4 separate regions of the Homo sapiens genome follow, and regions 1, 3 and 4 are each linked to region 2. A link is a contact called in ENCODE Hi-C or POLR2A ChIA-PET data. All regions are on one chromosome and are shown on one strand. Each heading gives the region's core, a stretch centred on a gene start or an enhancer-like site at or near the end of the contact. The rest is flanking DNA. Distances are from core to core; before and after follow the strand shown. Region 1 holds the start of DCUN1D4 (defective in cullin neddylation 1 domain containing 4). Region 2 has its middle 160 kb from the start of LNX1-AS2. Region 3 overlaps DCUN1D4 (defective in cullin neddylation 1 domain containing 4). Region 4 holds the start of DANCR (differentiation antagonizing non-protein coding RNA).

What was found. A loop is a pair of places that touch in the nucleus more often than their neighbours do. ChIA-PET counts read pairs that join two places held with the same protein, here RNA polymerase II (POLR2A). Pooled maps may share reads with other maps.
Region 1: a map of OCI-LY7 shows a loop between it and region 2 (9-fold over the local background). The contact joins the promoter of DCUN1D4 here to the enhancer-like site in region 2. A Hi-C loop is called at or near these places in 1 of 168 maps with a recorded cell type or tissue (OCI-LY7), 1 of 37 single-sample maps with no recorded cell type and 4 of 50 pooled maps.
Region 3: a loop to region 2 is called in a pooled map, with 3 times the contacts of the local background. The contact joins two enhancer-like sites. A Hi-C loop is called at or near these places in 2 of 37 single-sample maps with no recorded cell type and 2 of 50 pooled maps.
Region 4: a loop to region 2 is called in a map of B cell, with 14 times the contacts of the local background. The contact joins the promoter of DANCR here to the enhancer-like site in region 2. A Hi-C loop is called at or near these places in 2 of 168 maps with a recorded cell type or tissue (B cell and OCI-LY7), 5 of 37 single-sample maps with no recorded cell type and 5 of 50 pooled maps. POLR2A ChIA-PET finds 5 or more read pairs at or near these places in 1 of 52 experiments (activated B cell).

The regions. Positions count from the first base shown.
Region 1 is chr4:51,841,565-51,844,609 of GRCh38, reverse strand. It overlaps DCUN1D4 (defective in cullin neddylation 1 domain containing 4), which reads right to left and starts at 1,457. Exons shown (of 11, transcript NM_001040402.3): 1 at 1,343-1,457. The coding sequence starts at 1,367. RefSeq lists silencers at 230-349, 900-979, 1,080-1,429, 1,520-1,569, 1,580-1,729.
Region 2 is chr4:53,747,150-53,750,017 of GRCh38, reverse strand. No RefSeq gene overlaps it. Among named protein-coding and RNA genes, the nearest start is that of LNX1-AS2, 160 kb to the right of the region's middle. RefSeq lists enhancers at 1,361-1,410, 1,461-1,670. Within about 2 kb of position 1,582, at least 5 of the 41 ENCODE cell types and tissues checked have a DNase peak (open chromatin) inside an H3K27ac peak, as active enhancers do; they include B cell and OCI-LY7, where a contact is called at or near this core.
Region 3 is chr4:51,894,728-51,897,770 of GRCh38, reverse strand. All of the region lies in intron 7 of DCUN1D4 (defective in cullin neddylation 1 domain containing 4), which reads right to left. Among named protein-coding and RNA genes, the nearest start is that of DCUN1D4, 53 kb to the right of the region's middle. Within about 2 kb of position 1,775, at least 14 of the 41 ENCODE cell types and tissues checked have a DNase peak (open chromatin) inside an H3K27ac peak, as active enhancers do.
Region 4 is chr4:52,711,078-52,714,189 of GRCh38, reverse strand. It overlaps DANCR (differentiation antagonizing non-protein coding RNA), which reads right to left and starts at 1,796. Exons shown (of 5, transcript NR_145129.1): 1 at 1,663-1,796; 2 at 1,231-1,366; 3 at 648-696. It overlaps MIR4449 (microRNA 4449), which reads right to left and starts at 1,508; the gene lies at 1,443-1,508. It overlaps SNORA26 (small nucleolar RNA, H/ACA box 26), which reads right to left and starts at 941; the gene lies at 820-941. RefSeq lists an enhancer at 1,113-1,162 and silencers at 1,413-1,982, 1,157-1,990.

The DNA.
Region 1 (3,045 bases), core at 208-2,707, 1.9 Mb after region 2:
CAACCCCCACACCTGATAGCCAGAAATTAGACAACTGCGTCACAGACTATCAAACCCACGGACTGCCAGGGACCCCGACACCTCCCCGGCGCCAAGCCCCCGACCCGGCCATCAGGGCCCGACCCCTCCGGCTCCCGCTGCTGAAACCCCGCAGCCCGCACCCCTGCCCCGCCTCCTAGTCCCGCTGCCGGAGCCCGCGCCAGCGCTGACCTCGCTTCCCGCCGTCCGGGGGGAACCACGGCCAGTTCCAACCTTAGGGCACTTACCCCGTCTCCTCCACCTCAGCCCCGCCCCCTCCTCTCTCCGCACCCCGAAGCTTGGACTCCCCCCTTCAAGGGACCCTGCCTCGACAGGGAGAGGAAGTACCTCCCCTAAGCACAGTCTGACACCCCCTTAGCCCGGCTCCGGACCGAATCTGGACGTGACAGTCCTCCTGCCCAACTCCGCCCCACCTCCCCTTCCTCCCCGACTAGCTCCTCACCCCCATTTCATATTCTCCACCCCTGCCCCCACTCTGCCACCCCAAATCCTACCCACCTTTTTCTCCTCTTCCTCCCAATCGCCCTACCCTTCCACACCTGCCCCATCTCTTTACCCCAACATCTTCCACTCCCACCACTCTCCGTTACCCACCGCCCTTCCAACGCCCCTCCCGCCCCGCAGGACTCCCCAACTACCATTACACCCCAGTCCCTCCCACCACCTCGCTTTCCCGTTACATCAGCCCTCGTCCAGTCGCCCGCCCTCCTGCCCCGCTCGGCCGCTGCCCCCATTCCCCCACCCCATTGTTCGCCGCCCCCCCCCCACCCCCCCGCCAACCAGCCCTTCTTCCCATTGTCCCCGCCCCCGCGCCCCCCTCGCACTCACCCGCCTTTCTCACGGAGCCGCCCGCACCACTCAGCCCTTTGGAAATCCTCACCCTTGTGCCCCGCTCGCTCGCTCGCTCCCTCCCTCTCCCCGCCGGTGCCACCCCCCCACATCCCCGGCCCTGCCCGCTACAGCCCAACGCTGCCTCCACCTCCATGCACCCCGGACACTCCGATCTCGGCCCTTCATCGCACGTCCAGCCCTCCCTTCCCCCAACACTGAAAGAGAGCCAGTCCCCACCCCCCTCACCTCCGCCCTCCCCGCAGGCCGGTCCCTTCCCCCCACGCCCGCCCCCGCCCCACGCCGCCCGCAGCGTCACCGCCCGCCCCGGCCCCGGGAGGGGAAGGGGTGGTTCCCAGGCAGGGGCTCCCGGCGCGTTTCGGGACCCGAGGCGTGGGGCGGGGACTGCGGGAGCCGAGTGGCGAGTTTGGCAGCCGCCCGGCCCCGGCCCGCTGGCTGGCTCTCTGCTACTCACTGACAGCGGCGGCATCCGAGTGCATTTTCAGGCAGCTCACACCCGGCTCGCCGCCCAGGCTCCCGCGCTCGCCTCGCGGTCCCCCCACCAGCTCACTGCACCTCGGCTCGAAGCTGAGGACCCGCCGCCGGGCACTCCCAGCCCGCCCATCTCGCCTTCTCCATTGGCTAAACCGCGGCTCAGGGGCCGCCCTGCTGCGTCTCTCATTTGACAAAAGGAGTGCCCATAGCGCCGGTCTGGAGCTGGCAACGAGGCCCCGCCCCCCACTGGCCAATACGATTGGTCCTGGGGCCTTGTCTCCGTAACGCCCCTGGCGGAGGCCATGCTCCGGAGCAGCGGGTTGGGCCCGGCTGCTGTCAGTCACCCCCAGGGGTCCGAGAGCGCGTGTAGGGGCGAAGCTGGGAAATTGGTCCACCTTGACCCTGAAACCCCGCCCAGTGGCGGGCGGGATTGGTGGAGCTGGAGACCCACCAAGAAAGATGGGTCGGCGTCTGAAACAAAGCACGCGAAGTGTTTCCCAAAGAATAGAGCAGCGCAGCGCAGTTGGGGGCGGCTCGTACCAGCTGCTGGAAGTAGGGAAATGCGTCCGTCCCTAGCGCCCGGCGCGACGCGGCCGGGTCTCCCGCCACTTGTCCCACGACACTTGTCCAGTTCGCGCCGAACTCGGACTGGGACTTCTCTTGTCAGCTGCTTCCTACCGCAGGAAACTGGATTAAGAATTGCCGCGTCTTAATTTCCAGCAAACCTTCTGGTGGGGAGCAAATTTCCATTTCTCCTACGAAGATCCATCCTCTCCCCACTTTCGAAATGTACTTCTTTTCCAGAGTCCGCATACTTGTTTCGCAGAGTTCGCACACTTCTTTCCTCTAGTCACTAATGTCTGTTAAAGAGGCTTCGAATGCCACGAGCATTGTCCGTCACACACATCTGTATGCCCCAGACATCAGACAGAAATACAGGGCCGCGCTCTGAGCTGCGGACTGAGCCTAACACATGGACGAGTCCAGGGGGCAGACCACCAGCCCGTGAAAGACCCCCGGCGGCATCTAAGAAAACCTGTCACTCCCGCGGAGAGGCCGTCCAGAAATTGAAACTGGCTGTTATTTGGCAGAGGGAGACGTTAATTTTGGTGAATTCTTCTGACCCTAAGTCAAGAATTCGCACCATTTCCATGAGTCCTGCCCTGATTTTTCAATACTTGAAGCTAACTTATCACACCGCATTATGGTAACAGAACAATATTTCGAGATATTAACGGAGGATTCCCCCCACCCCAACCCACCCCCACCCTACCCTGCCTCCACCCTCATCCCAGCCACCAACTCCAACAACAACACACCTACAAGGCATCCCCATATCCTAAGGCCCTGGGCCATCTGGGAGCCTCAAAGAGTAGGTGACACCACAAATCACAGGTAACAGAACGCACGGTCTTTTTGGTTTTAGATTTCTACAGCCCAGGCTTTTGGGTTTCCAGGCTCTGAAATTTAGATTTTAAATCAGGACACAAATGTTATGCTATTTGGAAGGGGCTCAGACAAACCAGTTTCTGTGTCCCACAGCACTCCCATGGTAAAATGCTCCCTCCATCTTAATCGCTAATTTCTCTTTAATAAATTACATCCTTATAATACTATTTATATAATATTTTTATCATTCAAACATTTATGAATCACTTTATGGAATCTCAGAACTGTACCTGA
Region 2 (2,868 bases), core at 333-2,832:
CAGATGATGAAACTGAGGCACAGATTAAATGGTTTGCCAAAAACCAAGTCTTAAATTTATATCTCTCTAAACCGGTGGTTCTCAAATATTAATACACATCAGAATCACCTGGTGGGCTTATTAAAACACTGATTGCTGGACTCCAGCTCCAGAGTCTCTGATTCAGTAAGTGTGGGTGGGGTCTGAGAATTTGCATTTCTGGTAAGTTCCTGGGTGACGTTGACACTGCTAGTCTGGGAGACGGGGTTTCCTATTCTGAGATCCACTGTATTTTTTTTTTTTTTTTTGAGACGGAGTCTCGCTCTGTCACCCAGGCTGGAGTGCAGTGGTGTGGTCTCAACTCACTGAGCCTCCCAAGCTCAAGCGATTCTTGTGCCTCAGACTCCTAAGTAGCTGAATCTACAGGTGTGTGCCACCATGCCCGGTTAATTTTTGTATTTTTAGTAGAGACAGGATTTCACCATGTTGGCCAGTCTGGCCTCTAACTCCTGACCTCAGGTGATCCTCCCACCTCAGCCTCCCAAAGCGCTGGGATTTCAGGTGTGAGCCATTGTGCCTGGCCAACATCCGCTGTATTAATGGCAAGTGCTGCTTTACCGTTAAAACAGGCACAATCCATAGTTGATATCTTGAATTTTGCCAACTATCTTAACTAGGAGTCATATTTCTCATCACAGGAACTGAAGAAAATAATTTATGTTCATCACTCCACTCACAGTGTCCTGGGGACATTATGAGTTCAGTTCAGTCTTCCTTACATGCTGGCTTCCAGCTAGCACTCAAGGAAACGGACTCTCACTTAGCATCCCATTCTCTGGTTATGGTGATCTCTTTGTTTTGATTTATATTATTTCATTATTTTCTGTCTTTTTCCACAAAGATGTTATTTATTTCACCAGCTGTCCTTGCAAATGGACCATGAGTCTGAGCACTGAAGCTGCTGACATTGTAGATTTTAAAGGCCCTTACGTGGAGAGGCACAGGAAACCCGAGAAAATGAAGCACCACGTTGGTTAAAGGGTTTGGGTGTTTCCCTTATTAACAGTGGATGATCATCAAATATAAGAGATCTCCAGACCATCAGAATAGAGATCCTGAAACTGGCAAACATAATCCATACTAGTTGTGCCAGTTATCAACCCATTTCCTCTCAGCTCCAAATGCATCCATCTTTGCTCTATTGGTGGTAGCGGGACTGGACCCTGTAAACATTTCTCCTTTCCCAACTGCCGAAGTGTTAGCCTAATTGTCAATAGAGGGTACTGGGGTGTTGCTGTAAGGTCATAGCAGAGGAAGAGGCTTATCTTCAGTTATGGTGCTCTTACTCTCTTATGGTACAGCTGTCAGCAAACAGGCAGACAGGAGGCCCAAGTCGTTCACTCTCTAGTGAGTTTCTCCTGCACCCAGCAGACCACTTCCTGTAGACCAGCTGTGACCCCTCAGCTGCCTGCAGGTTGTTTCTTATAAGTCAGCTCCAGTCCCCTGGTACCCCAGCTGGCCATGTCCTGCTCTCCAGCTCAGCCCACCAGCTCGCTCCAGTGAACTTAGCCACCCAGTTTCAGTTCCTGCAAACCAGCTGCAGCTTGCCTGCACCTTCTAGAGTGTCTCAACCACCTAGCAAGCTGTTCCTACAGACCAGCTCTGGCCAAACTTTCTGACAAGTTTCTTTACCACTGAGAGGCTACATGTTTCTGTGTCAGCCACAAGATACCCACTGAGGGCTGAATTCAGCCTTGGAGGAGGGACCTTCTTTCATGTTCTTAATTCTTTATGTTATGTTCTCTCCATTCTAGAGGTAGGAGCTTCTTCTCTATATTCTCTAGTTCTCTTTTAGTAGTTAATTGCATTTTACTAGCTCATAATTCTGTATATTACATTTTTTCTGTTCAAATTACTGGTGTGTAGCTATCTCCTGACTAGACCTTACAGAATTGATACCAGTAGTGGTCCTAAAAGACAGACCCTCACACATGAGATTTGGTACTAGTTTGATCATGATTTTAGGCTTCAGTGCAGAGACAATTTCTTTGCCAGTGGGAAATTGATACTAATAATCCATGGCAGGTAATAGCTTTGCAATTAATCAAACTATGGTAATTGTGATGAAGTGCAAACTAAAGCAAGGACTATGATGTTGGATGGATCCTCTGGAGTGTACTGTAGCATTTACAGAAAGCAAATGACAGGCTAAAATTCCTTTAATTTTCAGTTCAAGTCATGAGTGGCAAACTAGACATTTCTAGGGCAGCCCAAAAATAATCTTTTATTTATTATGGCCACAGGCTGATATTGATAAAAATCAAACATAAAATTTAATTGGGAGGCTTGCAGAATTACAATTTCAGTTGGATTCACAGCCTTGCCAAATTTCTGATGTAAAAGATAGGAAATCAAATGGGAAAGCATGAGACACTGAAACTTGGAGTGAGGCATCAGGTTAGAACTGATTCTAAACACACCCACGTCACTCTGAGCCTCCCTTGCTTGTTCTTCTGTGTTTGGGGAGACCACGCTTTCTTTGGTTGAAAGCCCTGCAGTAACCTCCGCTGGGATAGCAATGTTCCGAGGGGATGCTCATTTTCCACAAGACTACAACAACTGCCCCCGTTGCCACTACACCAATAACTAGGTTCAAATCACAGTGTGCCCCAGATCAGGAACATATGATGACCCAGGAGGAAATGACTTATATACACTGCATGATTTTGCTCATATATATGAGCAGAAACCTAAAAAATATATGTGGAGTAGATTTTGTAAAATATAATGCTAGATCATTATCACTATGTCTTTTCTTTGAGGCATAACCAGGGTCCTTTTTAAAAATGAATAAACAAACAAACAAACTTTATTTTATGGAAGCTATGT
Region 3 (3,043 bases), core at 526-3,025, 1.9 Mb after region 2:
GACATGTCCCCCACAAGTCTCTGAGCATTTCCTTGCTTTCTGGCACAAGATGGAACAGCTCACCCTGTTCTTACCCTATTCCAGACTTGAAATCAGCCATTTCTCCAGGGAGCCTTGGTGATAATAACCTGTTTTTACCAGTAAGTGATACAGTGTTTACTTTTCATAAGCAAGCATACTTATTGGTTATTTTTACAAACTAATTTTGTTTGCAATATCTAGCCCTTAAAAATGAGAATCAAGAGTCACCATTTTCACCAGCAATATTAAAGATTTTCAACACTGAATACGTATTTTCTCTATAGATCTTTAACCTACTAAGTACAGATAATACATACACCAAGTATTATCAATATATTTTGTATACTGTATGAACTAAAATGGTTCATAATAGAGCACACGAATCTATTTTTAAAAACAAGCCTGTGAAAGCTCCTTCTTTGTACCTAACTACAAATAAGTCCTTATGATCTCTTTGTTGATATGATAAACTATCTAAAAGCCTGCAATTATATTAAATGTTTAATTTCTATGAAACAGAACAATTTAGAAAGCCCCTTATTTCTTCCTAATGTGGAAAATAAAAAAGATTAAAATTAGGCTATTTTAGAGTCGGAAAAGACTTCTTCAAGAGAATGACACATAAGCTAAGAGAGTTGAGAGATAAGCAGGAACTAGATATTTTGGAGAGGTGGGAAAGGCTCTCTGTCTATTAGGAACAGCATAGGCAAAGGCCCAGAAGCAGATGGGAGTATGGTAAGTCCAACAGACTTAAAAGACAGCCACTGTCGCTGGAGTGGATAGAGGAAGTGGGAAAGAGGTATAAGATGATGCTGAGAGGAACATGGGGTCAGTCTCATAAAAGGCTTTTGTAGTCCACAGTGAGGGTTTTTAAAATTACATCCTAGGAACAATGGAGGCCACCTGCCACTATGAGAAAGACCACGATCAGGGCTGCATCTTGACAAGCTCACTCTTGATCTCCATGGAGAAGGACTGGTGGGAAGGAAAAGAGATATTGAGAGCCAGTTAGAGATCTAGTGCCAGAATCCCAATGAGGGGGTCACAGGGACTAGAAAGATACACAAGAAAGCAGTAAACAGGAGTAAGTTTGGGAGGCAGGGCTGAATTCGCACTATAGGGTTAGATTTTCTACTGTAGGGTTAGATTTTTTTAATGGTGTGTATATAATAATATAATATTAATAATAATCGGAGAGGGTCAAAGAGGAGGGAAACTGGGTAACCCAAAAACATAAGGTCGAGGTCCCTGTTCTTCACCGGAAAGAGGGTCAAGGACCAAAGCCATAGATTTGACTGGTAGTTTAGTTTAGTCCTGTCTACGAAGAAGAAGAGCGGTTGTTTGTTTTAACAGATTCAAGAGCAGGAAGCACTCATTTAGATAACTACCCCATAGTTAAAAGAAAATAAAGTTAGCTGTAAACTCTAGGCAGAGCTATGAGAAGAAATGTGAAGTTCTGCAGCATGCCTGGGAGCAAGCCCAACATCCTGGCAAAAAGATGTCCCTATGTTTGAAAGATGCTCAGAGATCCTGTCTGAAATGCAGGAAATGAACAGTTCTTGTGCTTTAAACATAAAAAACACAAGTAATATTACTAACTCTGGTACCCATTAAAAACCTGGGGTTGGGAGCTAATGTTGCCAATACAGAGTTTAATCTGCTTTAAAGGGTGTCTTGAACACACAAAGCCCCTGGACTGGCCCCCAATAGTGAAACAGGCTGCTGAGTCACCCTGTCCAGAACCACAGGTTGCCATCTAGTGGCCACTCAACGTACACATCTTCAGAGGACTCTAGAGCCTGGCTTGGGACATGTAAGCCACCAATGTGACCTCAGAAAGCAGTCACATCTTCAACTCAAGTCTTCCCACATGTTTCTGTGTACCATGTATAAAAAAATGTGTAGAAGTCACAGTGACAGTGCCACGCTTCTAAGGAACACCATTTCCCAACACAAAAAAATGCACACAATGTAAGATAATTTCTTTTTGAGTTTGCTGCTCTAACAGATTTGTAAGGACAGAAATCAACACAGTAATCATCGAAGTTTATAAAATCAGAGGTAGCTTTCCCCTATTACCCAGGAAAAGGCCCCTGCCCCTTCACTTAGTATTTTTCCAGCCCATCATCAGTTTATTGCAGTTAATTAACAATTGTCACTGTTTTTTTTTTTTTTTTTTTTTTTTTTTTTAAGTTTAAGCACCACAATTAGCTTAATTCATCAGACCAAAACAGGAGCTGTGTCTTCTCTGGCAGGGGAATGATCTCAGGAGTGCAAGGATAGATGTTCCCTACCAGCTGCCGGCCTAAGTCCAAACTCTCATACCACCCACGTCCTGCCCCAGGCTCACAGGCCCTAGGGAAGCCAAGCACACAATTCCTCTGAGAGCCCAGGCATAAGCCATAAGCCATACTTCACCACCCTAGTTTAAGGATGCTACCAGAGACACCCAGGAAATGACAGAAATGATTAAAAACTCTGGTTTCACAGCCGATGGGCTTTCTGTTTCTATCACACTCCCATCATACAGTAACCTTTTTTTTTTTTTAACAGCATTTTAACCAAATATAATGAAGGGTCTGAATGTTTGTATCCCCCTGAAATTTGTAGGTTGAAATCCTCACCCCCAAGATGATGGTATCAAAAAGTGGTGCCTTTGTGAGATTATTAGGTCCTGGGGGCAGAATCCTCCTGAATGAGATTAGTTAAGAGACCCAAGGGCGCTTGTTTGCCCCTTCCAACATGGGAGGACCCAGTTAGAAGGCACCATCTATGAATCAAAAAGCAGGCTGTCACCAGACACCAAATCTACGGCATCTTGGTCTTGAACTTCTGGGCCTCCAGAGAAATAAAATTCTCTGGAATTTTATTTATAAGCCACCCAGTCTAAAACATTCTGTTATAGCTGCCTAAATGGCCTAAGACATATATGAATACATAAAAATATTTTGTTCTATACTTGTTAATTCTAGTTTGAGATCAAAATATTTCATTAGATAGGTTTAATAAAATTAAAATGAGC
Region 4 (3,112 bases), core at 547-3,046, 1.0 Mb after region 2:
GGGAGAATAGAATCTGTAAGGTTAGCCGAGAGAAAAGACAAGAGACCCAAGGTCAGGCCAAGTAAGTTTATTAACCTGCCAGGCTTCTCCACCAGTCGGAGGTGGCAGCCCTGAGCTTACAAAATGAGGGGTTTATATGGGGGAGAGAGACCCTGGGGTTGTTAGTCAATTAACTTTACCACATATAATCTCATGACCGGCTTACAATATATTATCTTGTGAAAATAGGAATTTACAAGGGGGTGTAATCCACGTTTCTCATGACCTCCCCCGTGCCACCCAGAGGGCTTCGGTGTAGCAAGTCTGGTGACCTTGCTATAGCGCCTAGATAACGGTTCAGGAATGCAGCTGCAGAGTATTCAGGGTAAGGGTCAGCTGCATTGAGTTAGCGGGGGCGGAGTGGTCCTGGGGCAGCCTGTCCCTAACAGAATCCACCTCCGAGTTGTGACAATTAAATGAAAAGGTTGAAAAGGTGAACATGAAGCACCTGCTACACTGCCCTGTTGCCACCAGCATTGTCACTGCTCTAGCTCCTGTGGCACTGCACGGACACGTGGTTGCTACAAGTTAGTACGCATATTTGGCCTTATTAGAGGCACTTTCCTATTGTAACTGAAGGGATAGTTGGCTTAAGTCAATTGAAATACCAGCAACAGGACATTCCAGCTTCAATGGCTTGTGCCTGTAGTTGTCAACCTATAGAAAGAAAAGTTTTAAAATGACGTTTTAACCAAAGAAAACTGAAATGTATTGCTTGTTCTATAAACTGTAAAGAAAATCACAAAGGCGCTCAAGTTGTAACGAAACTTTTTCTGGTTCAGTTGTGACTCCAGACAGGATCCAAAGAGGAGCTTTCCAGTCTCTTCTCTGGGTTTTATGGAGACTTACTTTACCCTTCTGTGTTAGCCTCTTAAAGCACTGGGTCAACCTTAAAAGGGCACAGGAAAGGGTGCTTTGTGATTTTTTTTCTTTGATTTTTACAGGGTTCACTACTATTTTCCGCGTTGCTCTCAATACCTCGTGGATCTCTGCTTCTCTAAGTCTGAAACCACACTAGAAACACAGCTGTTTTGTTTGGTGAGCCCCTACATGGATGTTTCCTTCCAGTTAAGGGGAGCCGGATTCGGACCTTGGCGACAAACAGACGCCGGGGAACCCTCCGGTCCCACTGGCCACGTGCTCCAGGCTGACTCATTCCTTCCCCCACCCCGCTCAAGGCTAGGAACATACCTGCGCTAAGAACTGAGGCAGCTGCACTTCCGCAGACGTAAGAGACGAACTCCTGGAGCTCAAGGTCGGCTGGGGTTGGGTTCCTGTCCCGCACGCGTGGCCCGCCCGAAACCCGCTACATAGTGGCGCGTCAGCCCTGGGGAAGCAAAGCGCAAAATTGTTACGGTGCCCAGACCTGCGCCGGGAACCTCCGGCTGTTCCGCTGGGCGCGGCGCCTGTGCCTCGCGCAGCCCCGGGACGGGCACCGCCGCCCGCCCCCCGGGCCGCCGAGGGCTGCTCTACCCCTCCGTTCTGGCCGCCGGGAGCAGAGGAGCTCGAGGCGGGCAAAGCTCGTGGGGACACCGGGCGAGCCCAGCCCCTGATCGGACCCACGGGCCGGCCGGGCGCCCTCCCCGCGGGAGACCGAAAGCCGAAGACTGGAGATGCACTCACCGCGCAACTCCAGCTGACAAAGAGGCCTGCGACCTGCGACGGGCGCACAAACCAGAGAGGCGGCGCGGGGCGGGGAGGGAAGCAGGAGGGTCGCGAGGCCCGCAGCCAATCCCGGGAAGACTCTGGGCAAGGGCGGGGCGCGCAGCCGATCCCCTGGAGAGGTCGGGTAGCTCAGCCAATCCCGGGAAGATCCTGAGCGGGGCGGGGTGGAGGGCCGCGGCACGCACAGCCAATCCCGGATGGGGCGGGACGGGCCCGGCCATTGGCTGTCGGTGTCCGGGGCCGGCCTAGGTGTGGCTCATGCAGTAGCACGGGGATAAGCCATGTCTGCGCGCGGAGCATCCTTCTCTGAATTAGATTTTTCAGGCTACCTACCAATCCCCGGCGTTGGTGATTTTGGTGCTCTTGGGCCCTAGACCCTTCCTCGGGTGCCCTTCTGGAGAGGGCATCGAGGTTACTCCAGGGTTGGCCTAAGGCCCTGGGATTCCCTTTCTTAAAGCCACACTAATCCGGTGTGTGTTCATCATCTGTGTCCGCCTAAACCGTAAGCTTAAAGAGAAGCCACGACCATGTCTTGTTCAACAAGCTCACTCCCGTGGCCTCTCCTAAAGCTAGAAGGACTACCTCCTTTCCTCATGCTCCCTCTTTATTCATTTACAGAGTCCAATAAGTAGACCATAATCAGCTGGAGGGTAGGAGTTGGGGAGGTTGAGAAGGCAACCATAGCAATCTCAAGGTAACAGGCTCAAACTTGGCAAACAAATAAGTAGAAGAAAATTGGAGTATATGCTAAAAGGAGAACTTCTATTGCTGTTTCACGTACTTACCATCTGCTAACAAATCTAATCCTCAAAATATATTTAATCATCTCCAAATTATAGATGGGGAAATAATTATGTTATGTAACTTGCCCAAAGTCACAGAGCAGCTAGCCAGTGGTAGATCCAGGATTTGAACTCAAGCAGCCTGAAGGCAGAGCCCCTCAAACAACATGCTACCTAGCCTTTCCCCAGGTGTTGGGGGTGGAGCAGGAAGGGAAACCAAAAAATAGCCTACACTTGGTTAACAGATCAAGACAGGCAGCTCTGGTGGGGTGTGGCTTTGTAAACAGAAAGAACAACTCGTCCAGAGCCCCAAGATAAAACAGGAAAGGGCTTTACCTGTTTAAGGACTCCCAGAAATGGAACTTAAGGAGCAGAGTGGCCTGAGATGAGAATGGCTTGGGGCCAGACCATGCAGGAAACCCTGGAAGAGTTTTTTTGTTTTGTTTTGTTTTTGAGATGGAGTCTCGCTCTGTTGCCCAGACTGGAGTATAGTGGCACGATCTTGGCTCACTGCAGCCTCCACCTCCCAAGTTCAAACTATTCTCGTCTCGGCCTCCCGGGTAGTTGGGATTACAGGCATGCACCACCATGCCTGGTTAATTTTTGTATTTGTGAAAGAGTTTATA